Regions from separate parts of the Homo sapiens genome. Here region 2 is linked to region 1. Evidence: chromatin loops called from intact Hi-C (ENCODE). Cell type or tissue: PC-3. All regions are shown on one strand.

Region 1 (4,000 bases):
TAAATATTGTGTTATGTATACTTTACCACAAAAAATAAACTTTTAAAATAAATAGATAAAAGAACCATGACTATGGAATAGTCAGAGGAGATTCTTCTAAGTTTGGCTTTACTATTCTGTACAAATAGTGTGCAGATTCTATCAAGGATACACGATCTTTCCAATTTTGTATTTCCTTTCTGGAGTAAAAGGAGTGAGACTCTTTTCATCGAAAAAAGGTGCTGTGTGCTAAGATGATGCAGCTAATGATCAGACTTGTACACAATGCAACCACTTTCAGTAGGTATCCCTAGGAAAAAGGACACGCAGTCATCCACAGCATCTTCAACTTGACATATCCTCTACCTCAGTATCTCAAACTGTTGTTCACAATCCAGATAGGAAGAAAGGAGTAACTCATGAATTTGAGGTATTGCTATATGTCACCTCAGGTAAAATAAAATGTCTGTTTTTTATGATAGGAAAAATGAAGTTTTTAACTTTGAAAAACCAAAAGGAAGGGGGCATTAGACAAAACATTCCAACCTTAAAATTAACACTTGAAAACCAAAATAGTGTGGTACTGGCAAAAGGACATAAAAACAAATCAATGAACAGAATATTCAACCTGTAAGAAGGCCCACACAAATGTAGTGAATCGATTTTTCACAAAGGTGCAAAGGCAATTAAGTGGAGAAATAGTCTTTTCAACAAATGGTGCTGAAACAACTGAAAAACCATATGCAAACCAATGACACTCTCTACCAACACCTCACCCTTTGTACAAAAATTAATTCAAAATGTGTGGATCTAGTGTAAAACAGAAAACTATGAATCTTTTAGAAGAAACAATAAGAGGAAACAACTGTTATCTTGGATTAGGCCAAGAGTTCCTAGATAACACATCAAAAGCATGATGTATTTAAAAAAAAAAATTGATATGACCAGGCACAGTGGCTCATGCCTGTAATCAAAGCACTTTGGGAGGACGAGGTGGGAGGATCACTTGAGTCCAGGAATTTGAGACCAGCTTGGGCAACATAGCAAGCAAGGCCTTGTCTCTACAAAATATTTTTTAAAAAGAAGAAAATTGATAAACTGAACATCATCAAAACTACAAACATTTCCACTGTGAAAGACATTGTTATAAGAACAAAGAGACAGGATACAGACTGTGGTAAATACTTTTAAAACTTACGTAAATAAGATAAAGGATTTGTATCTAGGATACATGAAGAAACTAGGCTGGGCCCAATGGGTCATGCCCATAATCCCAACACTTTAGGAGGCTGAGGTGGGTGAACTGCTTGAGTCCAGGAGTTCAGGACTAGCCTGGGCAAGATGGTGAAACTGCATCTCTACTAAAAACACAAAAAATTAGGCAGGCATGTTAGAGCCTGTAATCCCAACAACTTGGGAGGTTGAGGTGGGAGAATCACCTGAGCTCAGGAGGTGGAGACTGCAGTGAGCAGAGATCACGCCACAGTACTCCAGCCTGGGCAACCAGAGCGAGGCCCTGTCTCGAAAAAAAAAAAAAAAAAAAAAAAGAAGAAGAAGAAGAAGAAGAAAGAAACTAAACACTCAATAACAAGACAACAAACAACCTAATATTTTTCAAATGGGCAAAAGTTTGCTGTGGTTGCTGTTTTGAGAGACAGGGTCTTGCTCTGTTGCCCCACACTGGAGTGCAGTTGCAGGATCATGGCTCACTGCAGCCTTGATCTCCCAGGCTTAAGCAACCTTCCCAGCTCAACCTGTAACTGGTATGTGCCACCATGCCCAGCTAATTTTTTCATTTTTTGTAAAGATGAAGTCTCGCTATGTTGCCCAGGCTGGTCCCAAACTCCTGAGTTCAAGCAATGCTCCTGCCTTAGCCTTCCAAAGTGCTGGGATTATAGGCACGACCCACTGTGCCTAGCCTCAAATGGGGAAAAGTTTTAAATGAATGACACCTAATCAAAGAAAATATACACGTCACAAATAAAGACACAAAAGGCTCTTTACTTCCTTAATGAAACATCATTAATGAATGCAAATTAAAACCAAAACGAGATATCACTATACCTGTTACACTAACTGAAACCATAAAAAAATGACAATAATGAGTGCTGATAAGGATGAGGAGCAACTGGAAATCTCACACGTTGGTAGAGTGCAAAATGGTATAGTCACTTTGGAAAGCAGTTTGGCAGTTTCTTATAAAATTAAACATACACTAACCATATGACTCAGCAGTCCCACTCATAGGTATTACCCAACATAAATGACAACTTAAATTTACACAAAACCCTGAACACAAATGCTTGCAGCAGTTTCATTCATAATGGCCAAAAACACTAGAAATGAGTCAAATATCTTCAACTGGCCAATAGACAAACTATGGTACATCCATATAATGGAATACTAGTAGGCATTTAAAAGGAATTAACTATTAATAAACACAAAGACATGAATGAATCTCAAATGCTAATTATTTTAAGTAAAAGAAGCTAGACTCACTGCACTCCTGCCTGGGCAACAGAGTGAGACCCTGTCCCTGAGGGAGTGCTAGACTCAAAAAGACTGTAAGTCCATTTATATAATATACTAGTTAAGACAAAAATGTAGAAATGGAAAGCAGATCAGTGCTTGCCAGGGCCTAGAGGTTGGGGGCAGAGTTTATCCACAAAGGGACATCATTGAAGGAATATAACAGGGTAAATGGAAGTTTTCTGTGTCTTCTACACAGTAGGTTACAAAAACCATTCATTTTTCAGAACTTAGAAACTATATATCCAAAATAAATGAATAGTCAGTTCCTCAAAAGGTTAAGCAATAGAGTCACCATATGGTTCAGTAATTTCACTCCTAGGCACGTATTCAACAGAAAAATAAAAAGCATGTCCATGTAAAACTTGTACACAAATGTTCACATCAGCATTATATATAATAGCAAAAAAGTGGAGATAAATGTCCATCAACTGTTAGATGGACAAATTGTGGCATATCAATACAATGGAATTTTATTTGGCAATAAAAAGAAAGTGGTGATACATGTACATTACGGATAAACCTTGAAAACATTATGGTAAGTTAAAGAAGCCAATCACCAAAGACTGTATATCATGTGATTCTGCTTATATGAAATGTCCAGAATAGGTAAATCCATAGAGGCAGAAAGTAGATTAGTGGTTGCCTAAGCTGAAGGGAGAGGTGGGAGGAAGGAGGGTGACTGCTAAAGGATCCTGGGTTTCTTTTTGAGATAAACCAAACATTCTAAAACTGTGGTGATGGATGCACAACTCTGGATATTAAGTATAATTTAATACAGTTAACTGTACATTTGTACATTTTAATTGGCTGAATTTTATGGTGTGTGAATTATATCTCAATAATGCTGTTACCAAAAAAAGTAAATATTATTGCATGTAATTTAAAAATAATATTAGAACTCCATGGTGAGACAAGCATCTTATCTGTTCTACCACTCTCACCCCAGGATCCAGAATATTGCAGAAAGAAGTCATAAACTCAAAATGTTTCATCATCATGATCCGGTTCAATAGACTTAAAAAAAGTATGGCTTGCCAAGCACAGTTTCACGTGCCTATAGTCCCAACTACTCAGGAGTCTGAGGCAGAAGGATCCCTTGAGCCCATGAAGTTCAAGGCTGAAATGCACTATGATTATGCCAGGCTGCTCTCCAGGCAGATCCCATCTCTTACAAAAAAAAAGAAGTAGTATGGCTTATCCTGCGAATCTACACAAACAAAGAGAATTGTTATGCAACAGTAACAGTAAAACAGGCACCACACAGGAAAACAGCTGGGCTTGGGCGGCAAACTACGTTCTTTTTCAATGACAGGAAAAAAGCAATATAGGATCATCCACACTCCTCAAATCTTGCTTAATGACTTCACAAGATGGAAACCACCCAACCTGCTTTTTGACACTACTCCTGACAAACTTCTCTCTTCACTAGTATCAAGAAAAGATCCTTCTCCACAGCCAATAAACCCAAGTCAAAGCACGCTTATACTAA
Region 2 (4,000 bases), 54 kb before region 1:
AAAACAGATGAGAGGTAGCCAGAGAAATAAACAAGAGTCTCCCAGGATGCATCCAAAAGAAACAGCTGTTCAAATGTAAAAGACAAAATCCTAAACCTTTTGCCTTTGACAGGATTTAAGTGAAAATGAACATCATCAACAAAAGACTGAGCCTACATAAAACAGAAGTAAAGAAATGCTTACAAAATCACAATCAGTTTGGTTCTTACAAAATTCTTTAGCTTGCTGTAATAGTGCTGAATTAATACTTAGATAAAATGTGGGTTCCAGCCATGTGAATTTGCCAAACAGAATGTAAAACTTAGGGTGAGAAGTCTGAAAAATAATTGTACTTAACCATCACTCTTGCAGCAACATTTAAAAACTAACCACAGAAATGTCAAAAGAAAATAAATGGAATTCTTTTCGGCTACAGGCAATACAAAGAGAAGTATAATCAAACATATAAAAGCTGCTTTAGGCACATTTCAAGGTAAGTTACAGGACTGCATAAAAGATTAAACACCTAGGCCAGGCACGGTGGCTCACACCTGTAATCCTAGCACTCTGTGAGGCCAAGGCAGGTGGGTTGCTTGAACTCAGGAGTTCGAGACCAGCCTGAGCAACATGAGGAAACCCAGTTTCTACAAAGAAATACAAAAAGTCAGTTAGTCCCAGCTACTCTCAGGAGGCTAAGGCAGGAGGATAGCTTGAGCCTGGGAGGTGGAGACTGCAGTGAGCAGAAAACACACTGCACTCCAGTTTGGGTGACAGAGTGAAACCTTGGCGCAAAAAAAAAAAAAGGAAGGATGGAAAGAAAGAGAGAGAGAGAGAGATGAAACACCTATTAGAAAAACATTTGGTCAAGGTTGCTTTATAAATATGGTTGCAACTAATTTTTTAAATAAAAACAAAAAATGACCAAAAGAGCTGAACACTCTTCCAATCAAGTATCACATTAAAATAAATCTCAACAATTAGAAAAGCCTACCATGATTCTTTGGAAGCTGCATTCATGGTACATGGGGACTTGGTGTGGGTTTGGACACCTGCAGTACTGACTGCACTGAGTTGGTCCCCTTGGTGACAAATCCTCCATTTGGTTTTTTTAAGTTGATAATATGTGTAAGTTCTTAAAAATCTACTTTTTTTTAAAAGTGTCAACAAATATTGTCATTAAACACTTTACAAATAACATGACTTTGCAAATGTCATTAAAAGTTACAAAGGCCTATAAAATATTCATATTTATATTTGTGATATGCTAAAGAATCCTGGTAAGCTCAAATACTGCCTTAGATGGACATGATGTGTTTCAAAGTGGGGGCCATGGGGAGTGTAAAAACTATACATTTTGCTTTTTTTAAATTAAATTCCATACTCATCTATTTCAACAATGAAATGTGATGTTTTCTTAAAGCAAATTTTCACAGCTTCCTCTACTTTATCATGGTTAACAAGTGTGCATCAAACTCAGAATTTATATTCTTCACAAAAGGTAACAAAAAGAAAAAAAAGCATATGTAGTAAGGAAAAATCACTATTAAACTTCATTCGTTTTTTTTTTTGTTTTTTTTTTTCCTTTGAGACAGGGTCTCACTCTGCCACCCAGGCTGGAGTGTAATGGTGTGATCCCAGCTCACTGCAGCCTTAACATCCCAGTCTCAAGCGATCCTCTCACCTCAGCCTCCCAAGTAGCTGGGACTACAAGTGTGTGCCATCACACCTAGCTAGTATTTTTTACATCTTTTGTAGAGACAGGGTCTCAGAAGGGCACCATGGCTCAAGCCTATAATCCCACTACTTTGTGAGGCTGAGGCTGGAGGACTGTATGAGGCCAGGATTTAGAAACAAAACCTGCCTTGGCAACAAAGCAAGTCCCATCTCTGCAAAAAATTAAAAAATTAGTCAGCCATCATGGAGCTCGCATACAGTCCCAGCTACCTGAAGAACTGCTTGAGTCCAGGGGGTCAAGGCTGCAGTGAGCTATGATCACACTGCTGCACTCCAGCCTGGGTGACAGAGTGAGGTCCTGTCTCTAAAAATAAAAAATAAATAAAAAAACAGCTTACAAAGGCTGGAGCAGTCAGTCAATGAACAATTATGAGACAACACAGAGAAATTCTCCTTAGTAAATAAAACAAGATTCCCGGAAGCTGGATAAAGCAAAAATGGGTGTTGGGACCATTCATCATTTGAAACTCATCCTTTACTAATGATGAAAATTGTGGTGTAACAATAAGCATCACGATCAAGCAATACTCCTCAGTGAAGAACTCTGCTTAGTATTTCCAGAGACAATAAAGTATCTAACCAGTGGATCATATACCATCACCATCTCAGCTACTATATATTATATGCTATAGAAGGAGTTCCTCTCCCAGAAAAAAACAGAGAGCCAAATGAAATCCAGAAACAGCAGGCAGATAACACCTATTACCTCACTTCTTTGGCATCATTTTGAGCATGTCTTCTCACTTAATTACTGTGAATATAGCTCCAAAAGCCTGGAAGTCTAGACAATGATGCCAAGAGAAAAAAGACCTAGATTTTGATCCTAGTTAATCAGCGCCAGTTTGGTCTGTTTTGTAATTGCTACTTCGTGAAAATTAACTAAGTTAAAGCAAATGTGCATCACCAATTAAGCAATAAGTAGGAGTCTCTTTTGTTTTTACTTATCTTGAGAAGTAATTTTAAATAATTCAAACTTCTCTTAAAAAAAAAAACAGAATGAAACAAGGCAAAGTTTGGGTAATTTTAAATCTAAAATAGTTTTATAATTTTCCATAACAACAACTGGCTACTTTCAAGTTAGTGTCCAAAACCCACGGAAGTCTTAAAGAAAATTCTGATCTCATCTAACAAAAGCTGCTCATTCACAAAGAAGAAAACTGGGCATTAATAGGAACTTCCATAGGTTAAATTATAAAACAGTGGTAGGAGGGTTGGAACTCTAAATTAGAGAGTCTCTTCTCCTGACTCCCTAGAGTGCACTTCCCCAGGGAGATTTACTTTGCAATCTGCCACCAAAAGGTACTTTTAAATTCCAAACTATTTACTCTTCCCAGAGAACAGACATGCTGGGTTTCAAGATTGTTCAAAAGTGTTGCCATTTCAGGGAAACTGAAAAGAATCTATGCCTATAAAGACTCTGTCTCACCAATTTACCATTGTCTGAAATGTCATAGTCTAAAGTCTTTGACTAATTAAACAAAATCTCCAGAGAGGACGAAGCTAGAAAGAACTACAGCTCATGTAAAAAAGGGAAATGCACATTACGCCTTAAAACTTGGCACATACACAGGTGTGGTGAAGCACCTGTGGATGTGTAAAATCCTGTCTTAACAAAGAAGCAGGTAATGAGATTGCAGAGGACATTGGAAACAATATTCTTCATTTTCCCTCTTTCACGTTTCAAAGTTATGAAGTTCACTTTTCTTCAGCTTAGCTTCTTTCACTTAGACCTTAGTAGATTGAGGGTCAAACATTGAGTCACAGACATAGGTAGTTACTTTGGACAAAAAGATTTAATTCACAGAAGAAGGGGAGACTGTCACATCAAAAAGGACATGTAGCTAAAAAATAGTTTCTTTGATCTTATCCTCAGTTGACTGAATCTGTTTTGTATAGAAGAATAAAACAAATTACCGCCAACAGAAAATAACCAAGCCTAATATCCTACTTTTATCCGAACATCAGAAAAGACATGGAAGACATTTCAAACTCTTGGAGATAGCTTCTAAGTTTCACACTAAATCTCGACAGGTAGCCAAATAAAAGAATTAGCAGGCAAGGATACATGCACACACACACATACATATATATAAATCTTGAGGAGAACCAAGTCTGGCAGGAATACAAATAATAAATGCACTTACTAAATTTAGGAAATCCTGTTCTGAGGCAGGAATTTACACAACCATCATAACAACGCTCTTACAGGGCAGTAGAATTCTAATTTCCCCCTATATGACAGATGAAGAAACGAAGTTCCAGAGATATTAAATAATTTATCCAATAT

The links. Peaks named below come from ENCODE experiments on the same cell type or tissue, not always from the same donor. Only the 100,000 strongest peaks of a DNase experiment are listed, where the experiment ranks them.
Region 2: it touches region 1 in a loop (1.9-fold over the local background); 1 of 110 quality-filtered maps calls a loop at or near these places.

Annotation. Positions count from the first base shown.
Region 1 is chr1:21,097,038-21,101,037 of GRCh38, forward strand. The region is part of intron 2 of EIF4G3 (eukaryotic translation initiation factor 4 gamma 3); the gene reads right to left. Among named protein-coding and RNA genes, the nearest start is that of EIF4G3, 78 kb to the right of the region's middle. In PC-3, no CTCF peak of the experiment used is centred here; a DNase peak (open chromatin) is centred at 2,234; H3K27ac peaks cover 949 bases.
Region 2 is chr1:21,043,102-21,047,101 of GRCh38, forward strand. The region is part of intron 4 of EIF4G3 (eukaryotic translation initiation factor 4 gamma 3); the gene reads right to left. Among named protein-coding and RNA genes, the nearest start is that of MIR1256, 57 kb to the left of the region's middle. In PC-3, no CTCF peak of the experiment used is centred here; no DNase peak of the experiment used is centred here.